5 separate regions of the Mus musculus genome follow, and regions 2, 3, 4 and 5 are each linked to region 1. A link is a loop called in an ENCODE intact Hi-C map of the cell type or tissue named here. Cell type or tissue: heart. All regions are shown on one strand. Region 1 holds the start of 4933422A05Rik (RIKEN cDNA 4933422A05 gene). Region 2 has its middle 14 kb from the start of Gm33974. Region 3 overlaps Ddx25 (DEAD box helicase 25). Region 4 has its middle 17 kb from the start of Gm1113. Region 5 has its middle 5.5 kb from the start of Gm1113.

Region 1 (5,000 bases):
ATCTGTGCCTCTGAGAAGTACTGCAGAGTCTGGAGGGGCAGGTGGCTCACCCGAAGCCCACTCTGAGAGCAGTAACTTGCCTCTTGGGTATGTGGGATTTTTTTCAGCCTGGGAATGTTCTACCTAAGCCCACAAATCCATTTTCAGCCTTCAAACTACATGTGTCTTTACATCTGATAACTGGGTCTCCTGCTCAGGGCTTCAAGAGCTCCTTCTATGCCTTCTCATTTGATTGACATCCAGGCTTTTAGAAGGGTTCTGGGCAGACACCCTGCTGAGCTCCACTTTCACCTGCAGATCCAGGTGAGCTTGGCACCCTCCTCCTGTGTGCTGATGACAGTTGGTCTTTTTCCTTGGTTTCTCTGAGCTCTAGATCCCCATGTGTCTCTGCCATGGGCATGATGCTCTTGAAGCTCCGCTATAGCTCTCTCACATCATGTGTTATGTATGCCAGGAAACATTTGTGAACCCCCGAAAGATCACCAAGGAGCTGAATCCAATGCAGTTGCATTAGCGTCTCCTTATTCAAGCTGGAGCTTGGGCTCCCAGGCATCCCTTGCACAGTAGGAAGGTGGAGCCCTGAGCCTAGTTTTAGGCAAGCATGATAGAAGCAAGAAGGGACTATCTGACTGGGGAGCCATTATAACCTTTAACATAATTGGCTGGTACTGGGAACCAAATCATAAACTTAACTTCTGTTTTCTTCCTGTTTGGTGGTTGCTAAGAAGTGAGGTGTTTGTTAGGGGCAGGCTTTTAATCTGGAGAAACAGATTTGTTGGGGAATAACTTGGAAACTGGTACTAGGCACAGGTCTTGTGGAAGGGGGTGGGGGTGGGGTTGGAATCTGGTAACCTGGAAACTGGTGCTAGGTGCCAGTTGGTTAATAACTCACGTTCAACCTTAGGTTAGGTTTTCTAAGATGGAGTCTGAACCCAAACGATTTGGTCTCTCACATGCAGACTGGAATTGAACCTAGGTCATGTAGAAGGACAGCTAATGCTCTTAACCCTTGGGTATCTTTCCAGCACCCTATTTTTTTTTTTTTTTTTGAGGAACATCCATGTTGATTTGATTTCCACTCTGAATGCACTAATATATATTCTCACCAGCAATGATTATAGATGGTAGTGAGCCACCCTATGGTTTCTGGGAATTGAACTCAGGACCTCTGGAACAACAATCAGTACTCTTAATCACCGAGCCATCTCTTCAGCCCTGCTTTCCCCCTTTTCATCTTTTTTTTTTTTTTTTTTTTGTAGGAACCATCTTTTATTGGGGGAGGGCTCATCAATTCTTCTTGGCCGCCAACTTCCTCATGGCTGCCAGCACGTTGCTCAGCTCCTCCCGCTTTCTCTTGGCGCGGATGTGCGTGCCCACTCTCTTCTTGATGAACTTGAGTGCGCGCTTGTCCTTGGACACTTTGAGCAACTCCATGGCTCGCCGCTTGTAGGGCGCGAAGCCGCACACCTCCCGGATCATGTCCTGCACGAACTTGGTGTGTATGGTGGGGCGCCCACGTCGCCGGCTGTGTCTCGGCTTACTGACATTTTTTGTCACCTTGTGGCCCTTGTTGAGGCCCACGGCCATGGGGTAGCACAGAGCCATGGCTGCTGCTCTCCGATGGCGGCCGGGACAGGAAGCTTCATCCTTTCTTTTATTTTACAATATTTTAAATTTATTCATTTCATACATGAATGTAAGATATTTTGATCATGTTCTCCCAGCATCCCCTTCTTTTATTTACTTCTCACTCCCAACAGTTCTGTCTTTCCACTCTCATATCCTTTTTTCTTACTCTTCTCTCATATATAACATCTCAGCCATAGTTTCCCCTTCCTCTTCTCCTCCCAGTCCCTCCATCCCACCTCCCTTCTCCTTCAGATCCACCACTCCTAGAAAGCATCAGATTGTCTTCCAAGCAGCAAGGATGAGGGTCTCAAAGCCCACCCCTACACTTCCTCCAACAAGGCCATGCCTAATAGTGGCTGCCACTCCCTGGGCCAAGCATCTTCAAACCACCACACCTTGTAATATGAAGGTGTTCCTGTGTGGATGAGTTTATTTTGTCAACTCTTCTTTTTCTCAGCAACTACTAACTAACACAAACCATAGATACTTGTCCTTAAAGCTTTGAGACTGTCTACCATCAGCACTTGTAAGTCTCCCAGACCTTTTGAGCTCATTTCCATGTATGGGGTAAAGAGGGAGTCTAGCCAGGCAGCTGATCGTCCTAAAGCCACTTGTGGGGAGAATCTTATTACCTCGTGGTGTTGTTGTGACAAAATTTTCTTTCGTTTTGTTTGAAGGTTACAGTGGATTGAATTATAAACAACGTCATGGGGCAAGATTTCATTTTATGATGACAGTGTAAGTGAAGTGAATTGTCTGATACTGCCACCAGATGGCAGTAGTGCCCCATATTTTGCCTATTTCTTATTTCCACTTCCCCAAAAGTGGGAATAGGTTTTAACCAAATACCAAATATCCTCCACAAATCATTCTTTGTCTTTCTTGCCCTCTTGATGAACTTGACTTTGGCCACTCCAGTGCTGTGACTCTTGTTCCTCTGTTATTGTTTTCTTGGCTAGCTTGAGCCTGACTTTTCTGTTCCACGGTGAAGGGGTGAAATTCGTAGGGAGAGGCCATGCTTTGGGTTGCTGGGGAGGATGTGAAATAGAATTCGATTCAGACTCAGCGATAAGAGGTTCATGATATGAAAAATGGAGAGTTTGATCCAGCTGGTCTCAACTAACAAGAGGCCTGGCAGGAATGTGTGCTCACCGCAGGGCTACAACAGCTTAAGCCAGAGATCCCGGTCTGGTCTCTAGCTCTTGGCTAGTTAACTAGGGCTCAGGGTCTAACAACTTGCCTTGTCCCTCAGTCACATGTACTAGTTGGTAGGTAAGTATGATCTTGACTCATTAATATTATACAGACAAATTATTAGTTTGTCATCTAGTAAATAGCCAAGAGAAAATAAAGGTGATGAGTTTGGAAGGTCCTGATCTAAGGATGGGTTTTGGGTGAGGAAGTGAATAGGAAAAGAGGCCCACTCCCTCCTTTTGCATTGCTTGCTGGGTGAGGAAGGCCCTCCAGGCAGGCCTGCCTCCTGTGCTTCTCTCCACAGGATCTTTGTTGCTCTAAATGCCAGTCTGACAGGAACTTACGGATCCTCAGCTCTTCAGGTCTTTGCACCTCCCAACTTCTGCCTCTGCAGACCTTTGACCCCTGGGTTCAGTGCTACGGGTGCTTTCTCTTCTGCAGCTGGTCAGATGGCCCCAGGGCACCCAGAGAATGCACCGGAAACCCAGGAGTTGGACAGCAGCTTCCCCCAGCACAGAGCCAAGCAGAGGCTGACTCTGACCTGAAGTCTGCGCCCCTTTCAGCACTCTGGGAGCTATTACCACCTGTCCATCAGCGGCATCAAGGAGCCAGGAGTGATGACCTGGACAGTTCAGACTGTGGGAAGAGGTCCGCGCTTTGATGTGAGCCACAAGGTCAGGGAGGGAGCAGGAGGTGAGGGGGGCTTCTGTGGAAGACGCCAGTCTGTCTTCATCACCCCTTTCATCTCTTGATTCTCTGTGACCAGATTCCTCCACCCCCGCCTCGGGATTGCACTAGGCAGCATTGTGGGATTCCTGGTTCTAACACCAGTGCGTGGTCGTGCATGGTAGCCAGACCCACCTGCCTGTTACAGTGGGCATAAGTGGTTCACAGTGAGCATTTTATGCAGGAAATACCCAAGTCTTAGAACCAGAGAAGACAGTTTCCCCTGGGAAGTGGAGCATCGCCGTGTATGGAGGGGGTGCTGTCTTGGACACTGCAATCCTTTACCTCTGCTTCTAACAGGCACCTACTAGGCCTGATCGCACACCAGCAGTTGCAAGGGAATCACCAACTAGAGAGGACCTCCACCCTCACTGGTAGAGAGAGAGGTGGGGAAGGAGATAGGACAGATATGGGGTAGGGGGTGGGAGTTACCACTAGGAGCCAACCCTTTCTCTGTCTTAATTTGTGTGTGTGTGTTCAAATATACGTCTCATGAGTATGGGTGCTCGTAGAAGCCAGGTTTAAGATCTCCTGGAGTTAGTTAACAGTTACAAGCTGCCTGACCAGGGTGCTAGGAACCTAACTTGCGTCTTCTAGAAGAGCAGAAAATGCTTTTAACTGCTGAGCCAACTCTCCAATATCTCCCTGGTCCTTTTTTAGTTTAAACCAGATTTCCCTTGTCTCCTCCTTCTATGAATTAGGAAGAAAAGCCAAGAAGGGAAGAAAGCTTATAGGGCGTGTGATCTGAGTGGAGTCTGGCTTTCCTCACTCACCAGGACCTGAAAATGAGCAGAAATTGGATTTCAGTATTTGGCATCCCTTACCTGTTCAGAACGTTCTAAATGTACTAGCTTGCCTAAGGCTCTCAATAACAGCTGTGCAAGGAATATACTATTTCATTGAGGGGAAACACAAAGCCCAAGAGGGGCCAAATGGTGTCTTAAAGCCACGTCTGTATGCAGCAGAACCAGGTTTGTACTCATTTTGGAATCCTTGTTCTCAGCCTTGTGTTGTCCTGATGATCCAAGTGTTGTAGGAGCTAACACAAGTTTCTTGTCATTTCTTCCCCATCTTTTCAGATCCCAGCTTGTCACTGGCTATGCAGAGCCCTGAGCAAACATGGAGGTGTGTGGCCAGAGCAGGAAAGAGCATCATATCTATCATGGCAACAAGCCAGTCATGTCTCTATGTCCATACTGCTGCTAGCTGGCTGTGCCACAGTCTCTCTTGGCCTCAAGGTCCTTGTCCATCAAACAGGAAGATGAGACAGAGGCTATGATTTGTGTCTCTGGATAATGAAATCCCTGAGGTCTCTTTTATTTCCAAGACCATAAGTTTGGTAGTTAAAATTATTTATTTAGGAGAAGGAATAACACCTTCAGCTATTTGCCTGGAGTTCATAATTCCAGCATCTCAGAGAACAGAACTGAACTTGATATTCAAACTCAGCT
Region 2 (5,000 bases), 49 kb after region 1:
TCTGCCTCCATATTGTCAAGCCAGCAACATCTTAAACTGTGCCTTGACTCTCACTTTCGCCACTGCCCAGGAAAACTACATTGTTTCTTTGTGGTGGGGGAGTCAGAGGCTTCAAGTAAGGAACTGAACACAAGTCTGGTTTGATGTACAGAATAATTAGCTTTAAATCGGGTCCTGACTTTTTTCCCAGCCTAGTCTGACACCTCTTCCCAAATGGAGACTGGGTTTTGTCAACATCTGGGACACACTGTGGTTCTATAACTAGGTATACTGCTGGTCACAACAGGTCATTGAAATTTGGTGGCAGGGATGATCAGTTATTGTGAGAGCTAATGTCACTGTTGGTACTATGCAAATATCTGACTGCAAGAGATGGAGAAAGAAACGGAGAAGCCCTGCCTTACAGGTGTTCAGGGGTGACAAAGGGCTTCAACTCTGTGACATATCACCTCTCCACCTGGCCAGGCTTTGGGGCTTGAGCTCTTAGAGTATATCGGTGGTAGTGAGAAGTGATTAGCAGAACCGACTAGATGAAAGAATTCACTGTGTGAACCTGAAGTTGGCAGGGCCGATCTCAGGTACTTGCTAGGAGCCTGAACAAGTTCCAGTAGCTTCCTGGGTGAGCTGCCTCAGAAAGGAGCGGAATCAGCTTTGAACTGAGCACACAGGCAGATGGCCAGTTAGTGCTGTACCCTTGGAGTGACTGCCACACCCACTCTCAGCCATCAGGCTGTGCGCTACACCAGACATCCTGCTTTAGCTTACGGTCTGGTGGGGCAGGGTGGGCAGGAGGAGGATTTGAGTTGGAATGCTTAAGAGGTCCAAGAGAGGGTAGCCTGGCCTCTGAAGGGTGAAAAACCCGTGGCCCTGGAGTGAGATCTTGGTGGCTGGCCAAGGCACCTTTAATTACTGACAGGTGCCATGGAACGGCAGCTCAAAGCTCCCTGGATCACAAGTCATGTCAAAAGATGGAAATGTTCAAGATGGACTCTCAGTGCGCAGAAGCACTGGCCCTATCTCAGTATAAACCTTGTTTGCTTTTGGCCATTGTTGTAGACTACATACAGGAATAACTGCCACATACTGGGTAATTAGCCTCTTTGCTCTGGCATCTCTTCTGAGGACCTGTGAGAGTGGCTCAGGTGAGAAAACCAGAGGTAGGATGGAGAATAGACACTGTCTCCTTGCTACCCTGCTGGGGAGAGCAGATGGAGGAGAACAAGCAGTCAGGATGTGGAAAACAGAGAGACCTTTACCGAAGAAGCAAAAGGTTATTGCCTTTGTCAGGAGGCCCTATGGTCAATGCTCCAGGCCAGCTTCCCTCTTCTTCACCCATCTTTCCAGGCTTGGAGAGCCCTCTGTGGAGGAAGCCAGAGCCCTACTCTGGTTAAGAGAGGGAGGAACTGCTCAGAATTCAGGAGAGCTGACGGATTTAGTAGGTTCAAGTGCCAGGCTTAGCTGCTCTTGACTGGTACTACACTGCACATCTCAGGAGCATCATGCACACTGGGTTACAGTGTTGTGCAAAAGTAGCCACCAGTTCTGGAGAGCCCAGACACTCATTCTGTACATTCACAGGAAGAACGAGCACAGTGGGGAAAAAGAGAAGGAGGAAAGGGAAGGTGGGAAAGAGGGAGGAAGGAAGGAGAGTGGGAGGGAGAAAGAAAGGAGGGAAGAAAAGAGGAAGAAAGAGAGAGGGAGAATGGAAGGACAGGAAGAAGAGAGGTTAAAAAAAAAACGAAGGAAGGGAGATAAGCGGGAGCCTTTCTGCAGGTCAGGCCTTGGCTCTGGACTATCAGGTGGGCCAGCAAGCTGGTGGAAGGAGGCTGGGGCTAGGAGGGAAGCTGCCAGAGGAGGGCCCAGCCCCTTGAAAGCTGCTATTGTTTGAGGTCTCTGCTCAGAGAAACCCTGAGTAAAAAGAGCTTGTTAGTGAGGCCCAGGCTGGAGACAAGCTGCTCTCAGAGAGCCAGTGAACCGTGCGAAATGACTTAAACTAACATCCCTGACTGCACTGGGCTGGGACCCAGGAGTCAGGGCCTTGTGCTCATCAGAAATTCATAGAAGGTGCCCCGCAGCTCAGCTTTCTCTGCCTCCTTGTTCATTGAGCGTTTTTTCTTTCCAGTCCTGCGGCTCTGAAAGGGAGACAGGAGCTGCCTGATGGGGAAGATCAAGTGGCCTTTGAAAACCCCTCTCAGAGTTTATTAAACCCTGGGGCTAGGGCAGGCCAACCTGGAGGCCCAGCCAGACCCGTCTCCACCCCCCTGGGCTTCCGAGAGGGGACCTAGCCTGTTCTCTTGTCCTAAACTTGGCAGGTCTGTGCTGGGGGATGAGAAGTAGGATCCCAAGGACCTAGGGTAGACACCATCATCTTTTTCAAGGATTGTGAGGTAGACACTGGCCACTTCCACAATTGACAAGAGTCCTCTCTCCCTGGGTCACTCAAGACATCTCCATTTCCTGCAGGGACTCTCTTTATAAGCTCTCTCTCTCTCTCTCTCTCTCTCTCTCTCTCTCTCTCTCTCTCTCTCTCTCTCTCTCTGGTGTTTGCACTGAGGTGAGAGGGAGGGAAGACACCAAGGGTCTCTCTAGGTTAGATTGCAGCTCAGTGAGCGAGTAAGGGCAAGAGAGAGAAGCAGAGTAGGAGGAGCCTTGGGTTTCTCTGCTCTGGAAGACTTTGGGAGATGGAAGGCACAAGATGCCTCCCACCCCACCCCCCAACTCTTCATAGCACCGTCCCTATCCTCCGAGGGTAGGTCTGTGCTGATACCATGTTCCCACCAACACTGGGCTAAACATGGCCATTCAGCACAGGAGCGTGCTTGTAGATCCTGAGGCTTAGAGTTGATGTAGTTATATGCCCCGTCTTCCACAAATATTTCCTAGGGCATTTACTAAACCCTGGGGCAAGGGCAGGCCAACCTGGAGGCCCAGTCAGGCCTGGCTCCATCCCCCTGGGTTTCCCAGAAGGGACCTAGCCTGTTCTCTTGTCCTAACTTTGGCAGGTCTGTGCTGGGGATGAGAAGTAGGAGGGTGTCAGGACACCCTGCTACACGCTGGGCAGACATTGGTCAGCCAATCAGTGGAGTCACGTTGATACTGACAGGATGCAGAGACCTGAAGGTATGACTACTCCATGGCTTCCCTGAGGAGCCACCTACTTGCCAGGTGACTGGGGCCTGGAGAAGCAGCAGAGCCCAGCCAGCTGCTTCCCTTTGAGATTCTGAGGACAATTTCTTTTCAAAAGATAATGCTGTTTGTTTAAAAAGTAAAAAAAGTGAGATGACTTGGTGAATAAAGGTGCTTGCAGGCCTGACAACCCAAGTTTGATCACTGGAGCTCAAGTAAAGGTAGAAACAGAAACTCAACTCTGCAAAGTTTTTCTTGGACCTTTACAATGGTGGCATGGCATGTGCTCTCTCTCTCTCTCTCTCTCTCTCTCTCTCTCTCACACACACACACACACACACACCCTGTCTTTGGACACCTCCAGCAGAGGGTGTGCTCCCTCCCTGGCCAGCTCTGCATTTGGAACACAGATCAATCTCTGCCCACCCCCCCTTTTTTTTAAATGCTTCCCCTTTAAACAAGTTCAAAGTCCTTTACAGCTTTCCTGAAAAATCTCTTTCTCCACAACTGTAGAGAATAAACAGATGGGAACCGGCTGAAGATATAAAGCTGGAGTTCAAAGCTCCGTGTGTCAACAGTCCCTGAACCTTGAAGAGATTGCAAGGTGTGGGAAGTGGCTACGTGCTCTCTGGGCTACATGTCTTTTTCTCCAGCTAAGGACGAAGCTGATGGTCTCATCTTTTGAAGGCCAGCTCTACTTGTCTGCTGAAAATAGGTCCGGCTCCCCCAGGACCCTGGAAGGATACCAGGGTGGGTGGTAAAGGTGGGGTTTTATTTTTAGAGATAACTAACCGAATCTGGGTTAGCCGATGCAATTTTAGCTCATGTATCAATGCTCCCCTATGTGGGTAGCTGTGTGCTGTTTCGAAAGACCCAGAGCCCGTGGCTGGTGTTTGTTATTTATTATTCCATGTATTATTACTGACTCATGGTGCCAGCTGTGGGCCTAGCCCCAGGCAAAGTGGTCTATACTGTCTGTGCAGTTTTCCCCATTTCTGAACCAGAAGAACAGCAAATGCTTGTTGCACGTGCTGTGTGTGTGTGTGTGTGTGTGTGTGTGTGTGTGTGTGTGTGTGTGTGCGTGTGCCAAACACAAGAGCCAATAATCTGACCACAGGCTGGAATGTTTGGCTTGGGACCCGGGCCCCAAACGTGTTCCATGTTTTCTCTGCGACAGCCCTTCTGAGGAGGGTGGTTCTCCCAGCTGGTGGAGACTCCCAGGAGAAACCATACCTTTGTGGTTTTCCACCAATCCTTTTATAGGCATACAGTAGTTACGTCTTTCCTTCAAGGAACTGCTGCACAGGTGCACTCTCAAACACGACAGCCAACAGTACAACAGCTGTGGTTAAAGTGGGGGTGGGCACAAGGGCTCCGTATGCAGTGAACTTTCTCTCTCCCACCCTTCCCTCGCCTCTCCCTGAACCCTGCTGGCATCTAGCAACCTCTGGTGCTCCGTGGAACTTATAAAAGCTACTAACCTATGTTACTTCCTTGGCTATTTTTATTATTATTTTCTTATTTAGAAGATCTTACTCTGTAGCTCAGGCTGGGCCTTAAGTTTACAGCAATCCTCTTGCCTTAGCTCCTAAGTGCTGAGCTACCATGCCCTGATCCCTGGTTATTTTTAAGTTGTCTAGTAGAGATGAAACCCAGGACAATATGCTTGAGTTAAATCAACAAAAATCTTAGCAGTCTGAGTCACCTTCGAGGCTTGTAAGCCCCTCATCATTACCCTAGCATCTTTAAATTCTCTCCGGTCTCCATAATCCTGGGCAGTGAATAACTCCTATTTTTGTGTTTTTAATGTACATGTGAGTTTGCCTTTATGAGTTTATGTGCACCATGTGTGTGCAGAAGTCCGTGGAGGACGG
Region 3 (5,000 bases), 260 kb after region 1:
CTGATGAAGCTCTGAAACCATCTGGCTATTTCTCGCTTCTCCGTTTATTCCTTTCTTCCAGTTAGCACTCAGAGAGATGACCCCGGCCATGCCATTGTAGAGATGTGAAAACTGCTTACAGTTTTGAACAGGGAGCTGCTCCAGCAAAAGTCTCTGCATTGTTGACTCACCAAACCGTGACAGCAGTTCAATACCGCTGTGACCTTGTTGCCTCCTAGGTGGTGAGACAAGGGGATGGGAGGAGAGGGACAAAGGGCAAGACAGAAGACTGTCTAGTGTTTGCAGGTGGAGCTTACCAAAGATTTGTGGCTATGGGGACCCGCTCAGGCCTTACCAGAGATCTACACTGCAATTAGTGTATATGTGGGGTGGATACAGGATACACCAAGGCTGAGCTGGGTAGGATGAAGAACTCCTTTCTCAAATCGGGAGACAAAAATACCTTATTATGTCTCTCATGCTTATCATATGTATTACTATTGGGGTTCAAACCAGGATAAATGCTACTGAATGAGGAGACAGCAAAAGAAGAAAATATTTTCTTCTTAGGAAAGTAAATACTCATGGATTTGCTATCGTGGGTACCATCTTGCATGAGGTACGGAGTACACAGGAATGGCACTTTCTAATCATAGGGAAGAAAGCAGGTGCAGTGGAAACAGTGGAGCAGAGATTCCCCCAGTGACAGCTCCACTGGCAAACTGACTCTGAGAATCTGACCCCACATCTTGTTAGGCAGTGCTCTTTCTACCCATCGCTCTGCCAGCACTTTCTGCTCTCTACCTACGTACTTCTGGATCCTATCCTCAGCATCTGGCTTTGTGTACCCAGGACAAGGGACTGGTAGGTTTTCCTAGGTTCTCTTGGTAATTCCCGGGACGAGCTGGTCTAGAACATTGCCTAAGGGGACCCGAATCAGGAGACTGCCATGTTGCTAAGTATGTCCCACCCCTTTATAGGTGACCTGGTCGAGCCTATCTACAGCTGGCCTAGAGGCCATTAGGGACCCAAAGTGTGACATCAGATACATGTTCTTCCCATTTAACTTTCTGGATGCTGCCCTACACTGGGTCTCTGCCATTACATTCCCCTTTCCGTGCTGGTTAGCACAAGGATGTATGATACATACCTAGTGTTGCCCGAGGAGCCGGCAACCTAGGGATTAACTTGGGCACAGTGATATCCAAGTGGACCATCACAGCAGGGTGGCAGTAACTCACCGGAGGTACCACTGGCAGCCTGGGGGTATGGCAGGGCTGTAGGTTTCTGGCACACGTGAATTGGCTTTGTGTGAATCTAGCCATTCACCCCATGTTTTCAAGCTCATGATTTAATTTCTAAGTAGCAAACATGGAACCTAAAAACATTTCTTGCTCCTAGAAATATATCCATGGAAGATCTAAAATTTTCCTTGAAACAAACTTTTAAAAAATTTTTTTGGGGACAGGTCTTGCTGTGTTGACTATGCTAGCCTCAGACTTGTGAAACTCTGCCTGACTGGGCTTACTAAATGCTGGGATTACAGGTATGCATCACCATGCCCTGCTACAGTGAGATTTTTATAAACAAACTTTTGACTCCCTGACATGTTACTTCTGGGCTTATTTTGGTTGTGCTTAATTTTTTGGTAGATTCGTGTAAAGCATACACGTGTGTGGGTGTACATGTATGTGTGAGTGTGCATGCCTGCCAGTACATGCATGTGCAGGTGTGCAGATGCTGTGGGGATGTGGAGGGCAGAGGCCGATGGTACCACTCACTACCTTGTTTCCTGGGACAGTGTGTCTCACTGAACCTGGAGCTTGCCCTATCGGATACACTGACTTGTCCTGAGAGCTCCCCGGATCTATGTCTCTGGCTCCCAGCTCTGGACAGTCCTGTTCTACTAGGTCTGGCCTTTCCATGAGTGCTGGGGATGTGAACTCAGACACTCATGCTCACACAGCCACTGGGCCGTCTCCCCAGGTCCCGCCTTGTTGTTTTCAAAGACTTCATTGCTCACTTTTTGTAAATATCTAGAATAAAGCCACATTTTTAAAGTCCATGAGATAACATGACAGAATAGATCTTTTCTAATCTGAAGATAGTAGCAAGCAGGAGAAGAAAATACTTATAAGTTCTAGATGTCACCTGGAATATTAAAAGACAAAATGTTCTCTCCAGAAGTTTTAAAGTATTCTTTCGTCTGAGAGCATGGGGGTGGGAATGGGGAAATGAATATGCAGAGAGGGCACTCTGTGAGTGAGGCCTGAAAATGGATAGCTTTTCTAGCCTGCCAGCTTAAATTCTAAAAATTGATGGCGTTCTACTGCCCCCTCGTGGCCAGGTTCATGACTAGGCATGGTCTACACAGCGTATAGACTAAACAGAAAGCCCTGTGAGCAAGTCGCCCAGGGAACATCACATGGTTACCTCTAAACAGGCTAGAAGGAATCTTGCACTCTCATTTAAAAGGATCTCATGCTAGGAATCAGCTTAGTTTCAAAGAGCCCTCAGGTCTCGGGTGAAGAGAGTCATGGCATTTATTTTTTATCTGTGACAGTTTCACCTTGACAGAGTCTCAACATAGAAAATTATCTTCAAACTCTGCTGAAACATTCTCACGTAAACTAGCCCACAAACAACGAAGGCCTCTCTTCTCTCTCTCTCTTCAATATTCGATCTTCTCAATCTCATCCATGTCTTCTGGGTCAAGCTGCTTAATATTGCTATCTGAAAGAATGAAAGAGAAAGGGACCAGGGTTATCCCAGGTGGTTCATTCTGGCCAGTGATAAGTTTCTGCAGAGACTGACACCTTTGAAAATACACGTTCTTAAGCAGAGTGCAGTGGTGCACGTCTTTAATCCCAGCACGGAGGAGGCAGAGGCAGGTGGATCTCTGTGAGTTTCTCAGAGGTGTGATCTCTGTGAGTTTCTCTGAGGTGTGATCTCTGTGAGTTTCTCAGAGGTGTGATCTCTGTGAGTTTCTCAGAGGTGTGATCTCTGTGAGTTTCTCAGAGGTGTGATCTCTGTGAGTTTCTCAGAGGTGTGATCTCTGGTCTACACAGAGCGCGTTCCAGGACAGCCTGGGCTACACAGAGAAACCCCATCTAAGAGAAAAAAAAGAAGAAGAAGAAGAAGAAGAAGAAGAAGAAGAAGAAGAAGAAGAGCTCCTGAGAATTTTGTATAGAAAGCCAAAGATAAGTAAGGGATTCTTGCCAAATAGCTGACCCACACACATGCAAACAGCATCAAGTGGACTGGGTCCAGCATGCACATACCTAAACACCTTGTGCAAAAGACGGGCTCAGTGAGAAAAGCTGCGGAGGACCAAGCCTGTTCACTGTACTTACTTCCCAAGAGCTTCGCACAGCAGCGGAGGACCAAGCCTGCTCACTGTTCTTATTCTGAAGAGCTTGGCACAGCAGCAGTGGCCCTCATGGGTGCTTCTCATCCCACCACCCAGGTGGCTTAAGATGGGGAGCCTAGGCAACTCTTTGAAGGGTCAGCGGAATATGCAGCAGTCAGCCTGAAACCTTTACAAATTCCGATCCAAATGTTCTGTGAGTTCCCTTCCTGGGGAGCATATCCACTGGTTCCAACAGAGTTCCATCCAAGAAGATGGTGCTGATGCCTCTTTGCCATGCTCCCCGCCTACATCTGTGCTCTCTTGGGCTTGGGGTAACTTTTTGTTCTGTTTTCTTTCAATGCAGAGTCTCACTATGTAGCTCTGCCTGTCTTTGAACTCACAGAGATCCTCCTGCCTCCGCCTCTTGAGTGCCCTTACTTAAAGCATGTGCCATTACACTTGGCTTTTGAAAGTATGCACAGGGGAGGAGGCAGAGTTTTTGGGTGGTGAAAATCTTAAGGTTCCCACGTGTGGATTCTGCCAGTTTGGGGCCCCAAACTAGCTGAGCCTGCTTCTTTAGGTGTGGGGCTGGAAAGGGGTTGCAGAGCTCACAAGTCAGGCCTGTCCTGTCTGAGAGGGTGAACAAAAGAGGAAGTTGGGACACAATAAATCCTACTTTGTGGTACCACTCACTCTATAGCGTAAAATTCTACAGACAGCAGAATGAGCTTCTGTGAATTCTACTTGACACGGACCTTCTACGTAACAAGCATAAAGGAATTACATAATCGCTTGGCCTATGTTATGACTTGGATCCTATGAATTAGAAGCTTTCCCTCATGGCTTCTGCGTCACACAACCCCTCAGTGTCCACACAGACCCTGAGCTCCTCCTACTGGGAATGGGAACACCTGCTACTTACTGAAGTGGTCTTGTATTTTCATAAGCAGGGGCAGCTTATCCACTTCAATCATGTTGAAGGCGAGACCTTTTTTCCCAAAGCGTCCCGTCCGCCCTATACGGTGGAGGTAGGTCTCATAGTCTGGCTCTTCTGATTGGTTTACAGGGAGGTCAAAGTTCACGACGATGGTGACCTGCTTCACATCAATCCCTAGGGGGGAAAGACACCGTAATGTCTTACAATGTCTCCTTCAGGACAAATCCACCAAGAACTGTATTTGCCAAAGGAATTCTTGCTTGTAGAAAAAAACTGGAAATCAAAACTGGTTTTATGTCATAAAATATGTCAGTTTGCTTACACACCGTGATGTCTGTGATGCTGCTAAGACTGTTAATAAAGGCTAATTCTGCAGAAGTCTAAATAGGTACAAAGCATGTATATGTTTAAGTGAGTGGGGACGGAGGACAGAAAAGGGGGCCCTCACCAAGCCTACAGGGCCAAGCTCTTCCCTACGTCAGTGGGGCTCAGCCATAGGTCCAGGGTCTTCTTACCCATTTCAGGGTGTAGCTCCACTCCCTCCCATGGCTATGTTTTCTCATCAGGTCTTTTATTTTTTAAATCTCTTGCATCAACCGTTACAACTTCTGGAATGTCTTTGCCTCTATCTCTTCCCCCACTCCTCTAAATGTCTCACGGGATGGTCACCACAGCTCAGAGCCTAGGTTCCTCAAGGCCTCAGACCACCTCTGGGCTCACTTCTTCATGTTCGTT
Region 4 (5,000 bases), 250 kb after region 1:
ACCGACCTTGTTCTGGGGTTTAGTAATAAGACAGTAACAGGTCAGCAGGAGAGAAGGCAAGATATAGCCTGGAACTTGTGGCAGTCCCCTCCCTCTGCTGCATCTCATGTGTTCTATCAATGTGTGCCCAGCGCCCAGCTAGGGAGAACTTTCTGGAAGTAAAGCAAAAACTCCAAGGAAGCAACCTTACTTCTGTCCCAAAGGCCAGTGACTGGGAGAGAGAGGGTAGAGTGGACAGCCTTCTCAGTGAACCCCCTTATCCATGCTTTTGGCTGTGTCCCTTGACTCCATCCCACTGGAATTTCCATCACACCATTCATTCCTAGGCTCTGCCCCTGCCCACCTCGATTTAATGATCTCAGATAGACATAAAACGGGGTGAGCTCAGAGTAAGTGACTGAGACATGAACATTGCCTCAGGTCCCCGCGGACCCCAGCTGGGTACCAAGCTGCCCTAGGCTCCACTTCTCGAGGATAAAGCGAACTCATTTACGAAGTTATTTCAAGTGAGCTAACAGGAAGCAGTGCCAGAAGACCAAGACATAAATCTTTCCTAGAACCCAGATTCCCTGCCAAACACCTTGGATAAAACTTTCTGCTTGCTCAAGACAGTTTTCCCACCCCCGTAAAAGGGAGGAGAAGAAAACGTACCGAAGAACTAAGGCCAGGGGGGTGAGGAGGGAAGGGGAGGCTTGTGCCTGCAAGTTCTGGGAATGACAAAGTTGTCAACACTTTAGTCTCATAGACATTCTCCCAATAAGAAAGAACTTTTTTTTTCTTGTGGTGCTAGGGATCAAACTTGGGTCTTTACATTTAACACACAATCACTGAACCCCATTTCTCAGAGGGTCCCCCTTCTTTCTTTCTATCAAGGTCTCCCTGGGTAGCCTAGACTGGCTTCAAACTCATGATCCTCCTGTTTCAGTATCTCAGGTTTTGGGATTACAAGTGTGTGCCACCATGCTCAATTTAATCAGGTGTGTGTGTGTGTGTGTGTGTGTGTGTGTGTGTGCATGTGTTGCTCAAGTGCATGTATACGTGTGCAAGTGTGTGCTCCTAGAAAGTGAAGCTAGGACCTCAGACATGGTAGGCTCTACCATCTCTTTTTGCCTCTCCCCCTCCACTTGGGACAAGGTCTAATTGCCCTGGTTGGCATTGAACTTGTGTTCCTTCTGCCTCAAGCGCTTGAGTAGCTAGGATTATAGCTTTCCATGAATTGGTCCAGCATTCTGGATTTTGAAGGTTTTGCAAGGTTTTGAGGCATCACTGGTCAGCTGGTTTAGCTGTTTCTTCTGTCTTAAGGATTTTTTTTTTTTGTCCTGGTGGGACAGCTTGTCACATGTCAACCTCTGGACTGATCATAGTCTTTTTGAAATTTTATTTCTTTTGGAGACAGGGTCTATGTAGCCCCTGAAACTCACTATGTAGATCACTTTGACCTTGAACTCAGAGATCCTCCTGCTTCTGCATCCTGAGTGCTGGAATTAAAGGCAAATGTCACTATACCTAGCTGTGATCATAGTCTTAATGCTTCCACACTGTAGTAAAAGTCAAGCAGGCTGTTCACAAACACTGAAATTCTTCTTAGATAGAAACTTCCCCTGAGGAGCACAGAGCAGCTCAGTGCAAGGCTGGCGAGTGCTGTAACACGAAGGCTTCAGAGGAGATCTACCGTTTTCTCCTTCAAAGTGTCCAGTCTGAAGTAGACAGCAACAAGCATGCAGGAAGTTGCCCACAGTCATATAGTTCCCATAATGTCCCAAGTGGTTTTGTGTTTCCAAGCTTGCCTATGCCCAATAGATATACTTAATTATACTTAAATTATATAACATATAATTTATAATATATAATAATATATATTATACACATATATATGGGCTTTAAGTATAATTGTGACCAGTACTGTAGCCCCTTCTTGCTTTTGCAGTCTTGCCTTACCTAGGTAAACATTCTGGAGTTGTGGGGTCCAGAAGCTAACAGGATCCCCGAGATTCCTGTTTTCACACTGAAGTCAGCACTGAGAAATGCACTAGCCCACACAAACCTCTTCTGCACACAGGGACTACCTGCTTTACCCTTTTCCATCCCCATGTTTGGGGAACACATGTTGGATACCCCGCACTGCTTAGAGTATTGATCCCAAAGAGAAAGACATACAGTAGACAAGGCTCTGCTGTCTGCAGACTGAGGAAGAAGCAGAGGCTGAAGCTGCTGGCTCAGAGGCATCACAAATGTAAAGGATTGTAGAACTGGATAGGACCTGGAAGAGAGGCCACAGCAGTGAGAGCTGAGAGCTTGCTATTGGGCCCCTTCCCAAGCATAATCCTCTATAATGAGATCTGGTGCCCTCTACTGGCCTGCAGGTGGACATGCAGACAGAACAATGATTTCTATATGCTCGGCCAAGGGAGTGGCACTATTAGGAGGTGTGGCCTTGTTGGAGTAGGCTTGGCCCTGTGGGTGTGGGCTTAAGACCCTTACACTAGCTGTCTGGAAGTTAGTATTCTGCTGGTAGCCTTCAGATAAAGATGGAGAACTCTCAGCTCCTCCTATACCGTGCCTGCCTGGATGCTGCCATGCTCCCATGGACTGAACCTTGGAACCTCTAAACCAGCCCCAATTAAATGTTTGTTTTTATGAGAGTTGCCTTGATCATGGTGTCTGTTCACAGCAGTAAAACCATAACTAAGACACATACTAAATAAATCTTAATACAGAAACAAAAACAAAAAACTGGCACGAGAAAAAAACCAATTTTGAAAAAACCAACCAACCAACCAACCAACCAACTTAAAAAAAAAGAAAAAAAGAAAAAGATAAAGAAAAAAGAAAGAAAAGAAAAAAAGAAAAAAAACCCAAATTCATAGATCCTCAGAATCTTATGTGTTCATGATATAGAAACCTATTATGAAAAAGGAGATTGCTGAAGAAAATGCAAAACAGATTTCTTAAAGGAGGGTTTAAAAGTATTAGACCTAAACTCTACTACCCACCCCATCCCACCCCAGTGTGTTTGTTGCAGGATATTGAATCAAGAGCACGTTCTCTACCACATAGCTACATCTGTAGGCTCATAGTTAACTGTATTGTAAGAGGAAAAAGTAGGATCAGTCTGATATGCGTCACATTGCAGTGTTTTAGATGGACTGAAGTAAAGCCAAGGCACTGGCTGCCAGGCTGATAACCTTAGTTCAGTGCCTGGACCCGATATGGTTGAAGGAGAGAACTGAATTCTAAAGACTGCCCTCTGACTGCCACACCCATACCGTGGCCTGAGAACACACAAATGCTAAGTAGATAAAGTAATATTAAAATCACAAAATAACCTAGATTAAAATTAAAGTGTTTCTAGAGTAGTGTTAACATTTTAGAATAGACTAAGGAAAAAAAATCACAAGATTATGAGCATATTAAAGATTAAATACTTAAAAGTACTTTAAAGTGTGTGTGTGTGTGTGTGTGTGTGTGTGTGGAGAGAGAGAGAGAGAGAGAGAGAGAGAGAGAGAGAGAGAGAGAGAGAGAGAGAAATTGAGATTGTATACTTGAGTGCAAGTGCCTAAGTGGATCAGAAGAGTTAGAACCACCCCTGGAACGAAAATTACAGATAGTTATGAGTTCCCTGGTGTTCGTGCGGAGAATCGAACTCAAGTCCTCTGCAAGCGCAGTATATGTTCTTAACTCTGGGCAATATAATTTTACGTGGGACTGTAATCTAAAATTGAAAAGGCAGGCATATGGAAAATATATTTTCAATAAAAAGGTTAATATCTTTATTGTATCTGGAAAAAAAACCCACACATGTATTTCCCACAACTTGATAAGGATAACATTGTGATCTTACAAGACAAACAATACTACAGATGGTTTTCAAATGACGAATCACATACAAAGAAATAATCTTGTTTGCATGGAAAAAATGTGAATCAAAACAAGCGAGCATGCAGTCTGTAATGAAAATTCCAGCTGATGGTGAAGTAAGGTCAGATGGACGGTGATGGGCGTGAGGACAGACTGACGGGATAGTTTTGGTCTCAGGAAGTAGTTTGCTATCTACTGACAGTCATAAAATGCTCCACTTGTTTGACTTGGCACTCAAACGTAACACTTTTAATCCTAAAAAATAATTCAAAGTATTGTGCAGCACTACTTATATTGTTGGAGAACTGGATACTGCTTGATCCTGAACAAAGATTTATTGCGTATTTTTCCCCAAAGACTGAGAACAACAGACAAAACACACTTGGTTATTCGCTATCAGACATGCACCAGGATGAACTCTGTTCCTATCAAATGAAGAGGGTGTTTCAAGACAGTAGCCACCGCGGCTGAAGAGAGTTTTCAATGACATCTTGCTGTTTTATTGCTTTTATAATAGAAATATTAAACTAGAATAACCTATATCCTGCATAAGCTAATGGAGCAAGGTGTAAAGACACAGCCACGTGAGGAGGAGCCAGTGGGTCTGGAAGGGAGGACAGTGAGATTAGAAGGTAGTTCCCTCCCATCCCTTGTGAGCATCAGGGCTTATATTCTTCTTGTCTATTGCTTCTTTGTGGTGTCCTAGAAACATGGTGTCTTAGTGGGTTGAGCCTCAGAGATAACTTTATGCCAAATTTGCACTGATTCTATAATCCAGTATAAGTAACCATTTTCTCTTTGACTGACTATTCATTTTAGCTTAGGAAGTTATTAAGTTCAAAGTAGGAGAACATCCCTATGCATAGTTATTCTGATCAGGAAGAACAGTAATGACCTTGGGTTGCCATTAAGAGAGTCTCGCTGGAGCTCATCTTCCTTATAGTATTATAGCTTTCTGCTTGTTTCTAACTTCCCCAGAAGTGGAAGGCTGAACGCTCGTCAGTGTGGGCTGTGCAGTTGTTGAGCTGGGCCCTGGGGCCTTCTGTGGGGGCAGCTAGACAATTATTCTCACCAAGCTCCAGGACACTTCATGTGCACTTCCTGTTATTTTACTAGAAGTGTGCTAAATTCTGTCTGAAGCA
Region 5 (5,000 bases), 240 kb after region 1:
ACAACTGCAGACTCAGCCTTTTGTGCTGTGTGCTTTAACCCAGCTCTCTTGCCTGTCGTAAGCATTTTGGAACGGGACTCTGCAGTATCAGGGCTTTAGAGGCAGAGTGTGGAGGACAGGGATGGCTGGAGCAGGAAGTAGATGCTTCTGGAAGTTGATAGCTTTTCCATGTGCACCTTTTGGAGGCTAACTTGGGCCCCTGGGGACACCAGCAGGAGACGAGCTGAAGAGCCGGAGAAGACATGGGTCAGAGGCTGCACAGTCAGCATACCCTTGCTGTGCTCAAAACGGAGAGAAGGAGAAAGAGGGACAGAGGACCAGCTAGGGTCACTGATCAGACACTTTGTAAACTGTGCCTCGGAGACTGGAGAGGAAATGAAGGAGGCCCTAGATGGAGTGGCGGGGAAGGAGAGATGAGCAGGTCACAAGAGGAAAGAACAGAGTTATTGAGGGTGTGACAGGAGCTAGCACACCTGCTGGGGCTGTGGGAAAGAAGGTCTTGTTTCTGGTGCCAGAAGTGTCTGGAAATTAATAACCTGCTTCGCCATTCCAGGGGCCTCTTCACAGCAGGCATTTCCTGGGCCGATTTATGTAAAGTTTTTCCTTTCTGTTTTTAACTTACATTAAAAATAAAGAAATATGTATTTTTACACATGTAAGTTAAAAAGAGGTAAGGTTAAAAAGGTGATTACAAGGCTGGTGGGTAACTCAGTGCAGAGTATGTTTAGATTATGCAAGGTTTTAGGTTCTGTTCTCAGTAAAACACACACACACACATACACACACACACACACACACACACACACTTTATTCATTTTTCCTGTGTAATCACTTATTAGATTCAGAAAATTACTGTTATTTTCATTATGTGATGTAATACTTCATGAATATGTATTGTGCTCCTATTTGAAAACAAATATTAAAGTATTCATTGATCAAATATAATAATGTATTTTATATACCTAATATAAAGTCAATTATACTTCAGCCTTCTGTCCAGTTCTACACTGCCACAGTTCTACATTACTACATTGAAAGTCTGAATTTGTGGAATAGCTGTGTGAGGTGTGATGGGGGAGAGTAAGGAGCAAGGCCTGTCGGGGTGGTTAGAGCAGAGATGAGATTTTCTTCCTCAGAAGTCAGGAGGCACCAGGATCGGATAACCCTAAGGCAGGTGTAGCCCAGGGGCTGAGAAGTGAATGCTACCCTTGATGCATAGGTCTCACCCTAGGCAGGGAGGAAAATGTCAGCAGCCTGGATGGAGATTGGGGAGGTGGGATAGAATTAGAGACCCCCCCCCACTTTTGTTGTGCCTCCCAAATTTCTTAGTTTACTGGCACAGAAGAGCAAAAATGGTGATTTAGAAGAAGTAGTCTGGGGCTGGAATGTTTAAGACTAAGGTGCTGGCTGGGTGGTGGTAGCTCACACTTTAATCACAGTACTTGGAGGGAGAGACAGGCAGATCTCTGAGTCTGAAGTCACCCTGGTCTACAGAGTGAGTTCCAAGGACACCCAGGGCTACACAGAGAAATCCTTTCCTGGAAAACCAAACACCAAAACAAACAAAGAAAATAAAAAAACCAAACAAATAAAAGATCAAGGCATTGGAAGGCCAGGATGACTGGCTAGGTCTGCTCTCTGTTTCTAAGACTGTGCCTTGATGCTTCTGTTCTGGAGGGGACAAGCACCATGTCCTAATGTGACAGATGGGCCAAAAGGAATAAGCTCTTTTCACCAAGGACACCAATCCCACTCCCAGGGAAGGACTTCTGCTTTTTAGAAGTCCACTCCCTAATTAACGTTGCCCCAGCAACATGTAACTTTTGAAGAAACAAACCTCCTAGATTCTGGTGGACATTGGAAGGGAGAGGAAGCCCCTGGGAACAACTCTGATTTTAATGAACTAATGAAATGTGTATTTCTGCACACTTGAGTTTGTAGAGTAAGAGTCACTGTTGTTGTGATTGGCATTGCTCTTGTTACTATCAAACAGATCATGAGCTGTGACATTAGGTCTCACTGGCTGTTAGGTGCTGCTTGGTGCCAACAAAATGTCTAAGTTTCCTTTGCCAGCCTTCAGCTGCCAAGTTATTCCCTGGATTTTTCCTAGATAAAAGCAAGAAGGGACTTCTCTTAGGCCTGAGGTGACAGTATGGGGACAGTTATTTTCTGTTAAAAGGCCTGTCTAGAACACACAGGTTACACCTGAATTAAATCCAAACAGTATCTCTGTGTGCAAACCAGAGGGGGCATCTATCAAGACAAGCCCTCAACCTTTGACTGTAGGCCAGGCACCTGGGATCTGTGGAGAAATCCAGAGTCCACAGAAACCTCCAGCTTCTCTCTTCATCTTTCAGCACTGGCTGGCTTCCCTCTCCTCCTTTCAAAGCCCTCCACCCCAACCTGGCCCGGTGTTCCAAGTTTTCTGGCAAAGGCTCAGGAAGGAGTAGGGAGTTCCCTGAATTTCTCCATAGGCTTCAGGGGGGAGACTTGGCAACTGGGAATTGTCAGCCGTCTCCTTGGCAACTAGCAGCCAAATAATTCTGGGAATGGAGGCGGGAGGCGAGCTGTGTGCAGGGCAGCCAAGAGAAGCAGCCTCCAGCTCCAGAAAAACCTCAGTTCCTCATTATTTGTGCCAATTGGATCCTGTCGGGAGACAGAAACCAGGCACTAGCTGAAAAAGAACATTTAGCATAAAGAATTGATGACAAAGCCCAAGGTTAATTAGGTAAGGGGAGGGTAACCAGAGAAGGCTAAAATATGGGGAGGCTACACCTGCAAGGTCACCTTCTGCTCTCGGGGCTGGAGAAAGCCGGGAAGTTCTCAAGAAAGGGGCCTCTGAAGAGGGGACATACTCAGTTGGTGGTGGGGTCCTGGAGTGAGAAGGAAGGGCTTGTGTACCCAGACCTGGAGTCTCTTGGGCGGGAGTATAGGGGTGGATGTGGATAGTGGGGTCCACGATGATGTTACAAATGTGGAAGGCACCTGATGTAGGACGGCCAACCACTGCTGGGAGGAAGGAGGCACCATTTGGGTGCTACTCGCTGGGAGCACCAATGCTTGTCTAGCCATCCACTCCAGCCTGCACACGCCCTCTAGTGGCTGAAGCCAAAAAAGGAGTAGCTGGTAAAGCAGAAATAGGTCTACAGGGTTGAAGCCTGTTAAAAGGGTTATAAAGTGTTACAAAGCTGAATGTAGAGACTATAAGCTCGGGGCTGGGAAACAAGAGCCTACTATTTGCCAAGGGCCAGAAAGTTGGAACTCCCAACCTTGTTGCTTATAGAAAAAGCAATACTTTTCATCAGGTTTTGGTTCCCGAAGAATCACATGAGGAGGTATGGAGAGTATGGGCCCCCACCCCCAGGTCCCACCTCTATGGCCTGAATCTGACTTCTTTGGAATGATTATTGAAAGTCTCAGGTTCTGACAGCTGGGAAGAATTCAAACTGGTTTTACATTTACTTATTCAAAGATTTTTTTTTCATTTTAAATTGTGTTAGTGTGTATGTGTGTGCTCATGGTGCATGCATGTATGTACATGTGCCACACATGAATGCAGGCACCCTCAAAGGTTAGAAGTGTCAGCTTCCCCTAGAACTGGAGATATAGAGAATTGTGAACTGCCTATTATAGGTGCTAGGAACTGAACCTGGCTCCTATGGAAGAGCAAGAAGCGCCCTTACTTAACAGCTGAGCCACACCCAAATATATCGTGTGTGTGTGTGTGTGTGTGTGTGTGTGTGTGTGTGTGTGTTTGTGTGTGTGTGCATGAGCCTGCACCATGGCATGTGAAGATTAGAGGACTAAACTATACTAACTATAATAAAACTACAATATTACTAACTATGTCTGCGTTTAAAAAGTAGTTGAGCTTTCTACCTCCTATTTTAAAGAGATGCAAGATTTAAATGTAATATTTAAAACATTTTGTGAGAAAACAATGCTAGGAGACTATACAATCTACTATACAATCTAGATTCTGAGATTTTAACAAAATAGAAAATCTGGACTCTATAGAACAAAGGGAAGATAGCAGATATAAATAGAGCATAGAAGATATTTTAATATATATCATGAATAAAGGGTTCACATCTATAATACAAAATGTAGTCCTTACCCATCCATAAGAAAAAAAAAACATTACCTGGCATTTAAAAGGGCAAAAGATGAAGAGTCCCGGAACTGACCCTGTGCCAAGCTCTCCATACCCAAATCCTACCAGGAGAGAGCTGATTTCCCAGGAATGCTGACATACCTGAGAGCACAGGTGAGACCACCACTTCTTCTCTGAGGGACCTGTCTGGAGCCCTCAGGACACAGGAACTGAGGAGCAGCCTGGGACAGAATCCTTCCAGTTTCCATCTACACCTGGAGCTGACCCTGTGCCACAGCTCTCTATACCCAAATTCCACCCAGAGAGAGTTGGTCTCCCAGGAGTGCTGACACACAGGCTTACAGGAGAGACAAGGCACAGTCAGAGACAGCAAGACTAGCTAACACCAAAGATAACCAGATGGTGAGAGGCAAGTGCAAGGATATAAGCAACAGAAATCAAGGCTAGTTGGCATCACTAGAACCCAGTTCTCCCACCACAACAAGCCCTGGACACCCCAAGACACTGGAAAAGCAAGACTCTGATTTGAAATCACATCTCATGATGATAATAGAGGACTTTAAGAAGGACATAACTAGTTCCCTTAAAGAATTACAGGAAAACACAGGTAAACAGCTAGAAGCCCTTAAAGGGGAAACACAAAAATCCCTTAAAGAATTATAGGAAAAGACAACAAAACAGGTAAAGGAATTGAACAAAACCATCCAGGATCTAAAAATGGAAATAGAAATAATAAAGAAATCACAAAGGGAGAAAACACTGGAGATAGGAATTCTAGGAAAGAGGTCAGGAATCATAGATGCAAGCATCAGCAACAGAATACAAGAGATAGACGAGAGAATCTCAGGTGCAGGAGATACCATAGAAAACATTGACACAATAGTCA

The links. A loop is a pair of places that touch in the nucleus more often than their neighbours do. Peaks named below come from ENCODE experiments on the same cell type or tissue, not always from the same donor. Only the 100,000 strongest peaks of a DNase experiment are listed, where the experiment ranks them.
Region 2: it touches region 1 in a loop (3-fold over the local background); 5 of 42 quality-filtered maps call a loop at or near these places.
Region 3: it touches region 1 in a loop (6-fold over the local background); 42 of 42 quality-filtered maps call a loop at or near these places.
Region 4: it touches region 1 in a loop (5-fold over the local background); 42 of 42 quality-filtered maps call a loop at or near these places.
Region 5: it touches region 1 in a loop (5-fold over the local background); 39 of 42 quality-filtered maps call a loop at or near these places.

Annotation. Positions count from the first base shown.
Region 1 is chr9:35,280,231-35,285,230 of GRCm38, forward strand. It overlaps 4933422A05Rik (RIKEN cDNA 4933422A05 gene), which reads left to right and starts at 875. Exons shown (of 5, transcript NR_040715.1): 1 at 875-976; 2 at 2,307-2,367; 3 at 3,128-3,485; 4 at 4,251-4,520; 5 at 4,629-5,000. It also overlaps the pseudogene Gm5614. In heart, a CTCF peak has its summit at 2,394 (motif pointing right); DNase peaks (open chromatin) are centred at 2,621 and 3,491; H3K27ac peaks cover 685 bases.
Region 2 is chr9:35,329,395-35,334,394 of GRCm38, forward strand. No RefSeq gene overlaps it. Among named protein-coding and RNA genes, the nearest start is that of Gm33974, 14 kb to the left of the region's middle. In heart, no CTCF peak of the experiment used is centred here; no DNase peak of the experiment used is centred here; H3K27ac peaks cover 2,022 bases.
Region 3 is chr9:35,539,348-35,544,347 of GRCm38, forward strand. Ddx25 (DEAD box helicase 25) reads right to left here. Exons shown (of 12, transcript NM_013932.4): 11 at 4,251-4,439; 12 at 2,501-2,712. The coding sequence ends at 2,651. Among named protein-coding and RNA genes, the nearest start is that of Ddx25, 17 kb to the right of the region's middle. In heart, a CTCF peak has its summit at 2,337 (motif pointing left); no DNase peak of the experiment used is centred here; H3K27me3 peaks cover 290 bases.
Region 4 is chr9:35,532,901-35,537,900 of GRCm38, forward strand. No RefSeq gene overlaps it. Among named protein-coding and RNA genes, the nearest start is that of Gm1113, 17 kb to the left of the region's middle. In heart, a CTCF peak has its summit at 2,355 (motif pointing left); a DNase peak (open chromatin) is centred at 2,297.
Region 5 is chr9:35,521,247-35,526,246 of GRCm38, forward strand. No RefSeq gene overlaps it. Among named protein-coding and RNA genes, the nearest start is that of Gm1113, 5.5 kb to the left of the region's middle. In heart, a CTCF peak has its summit at 3,106 (motif pointing left); DNase peaks (open chromatin) are centred at 2,485 and 3,005.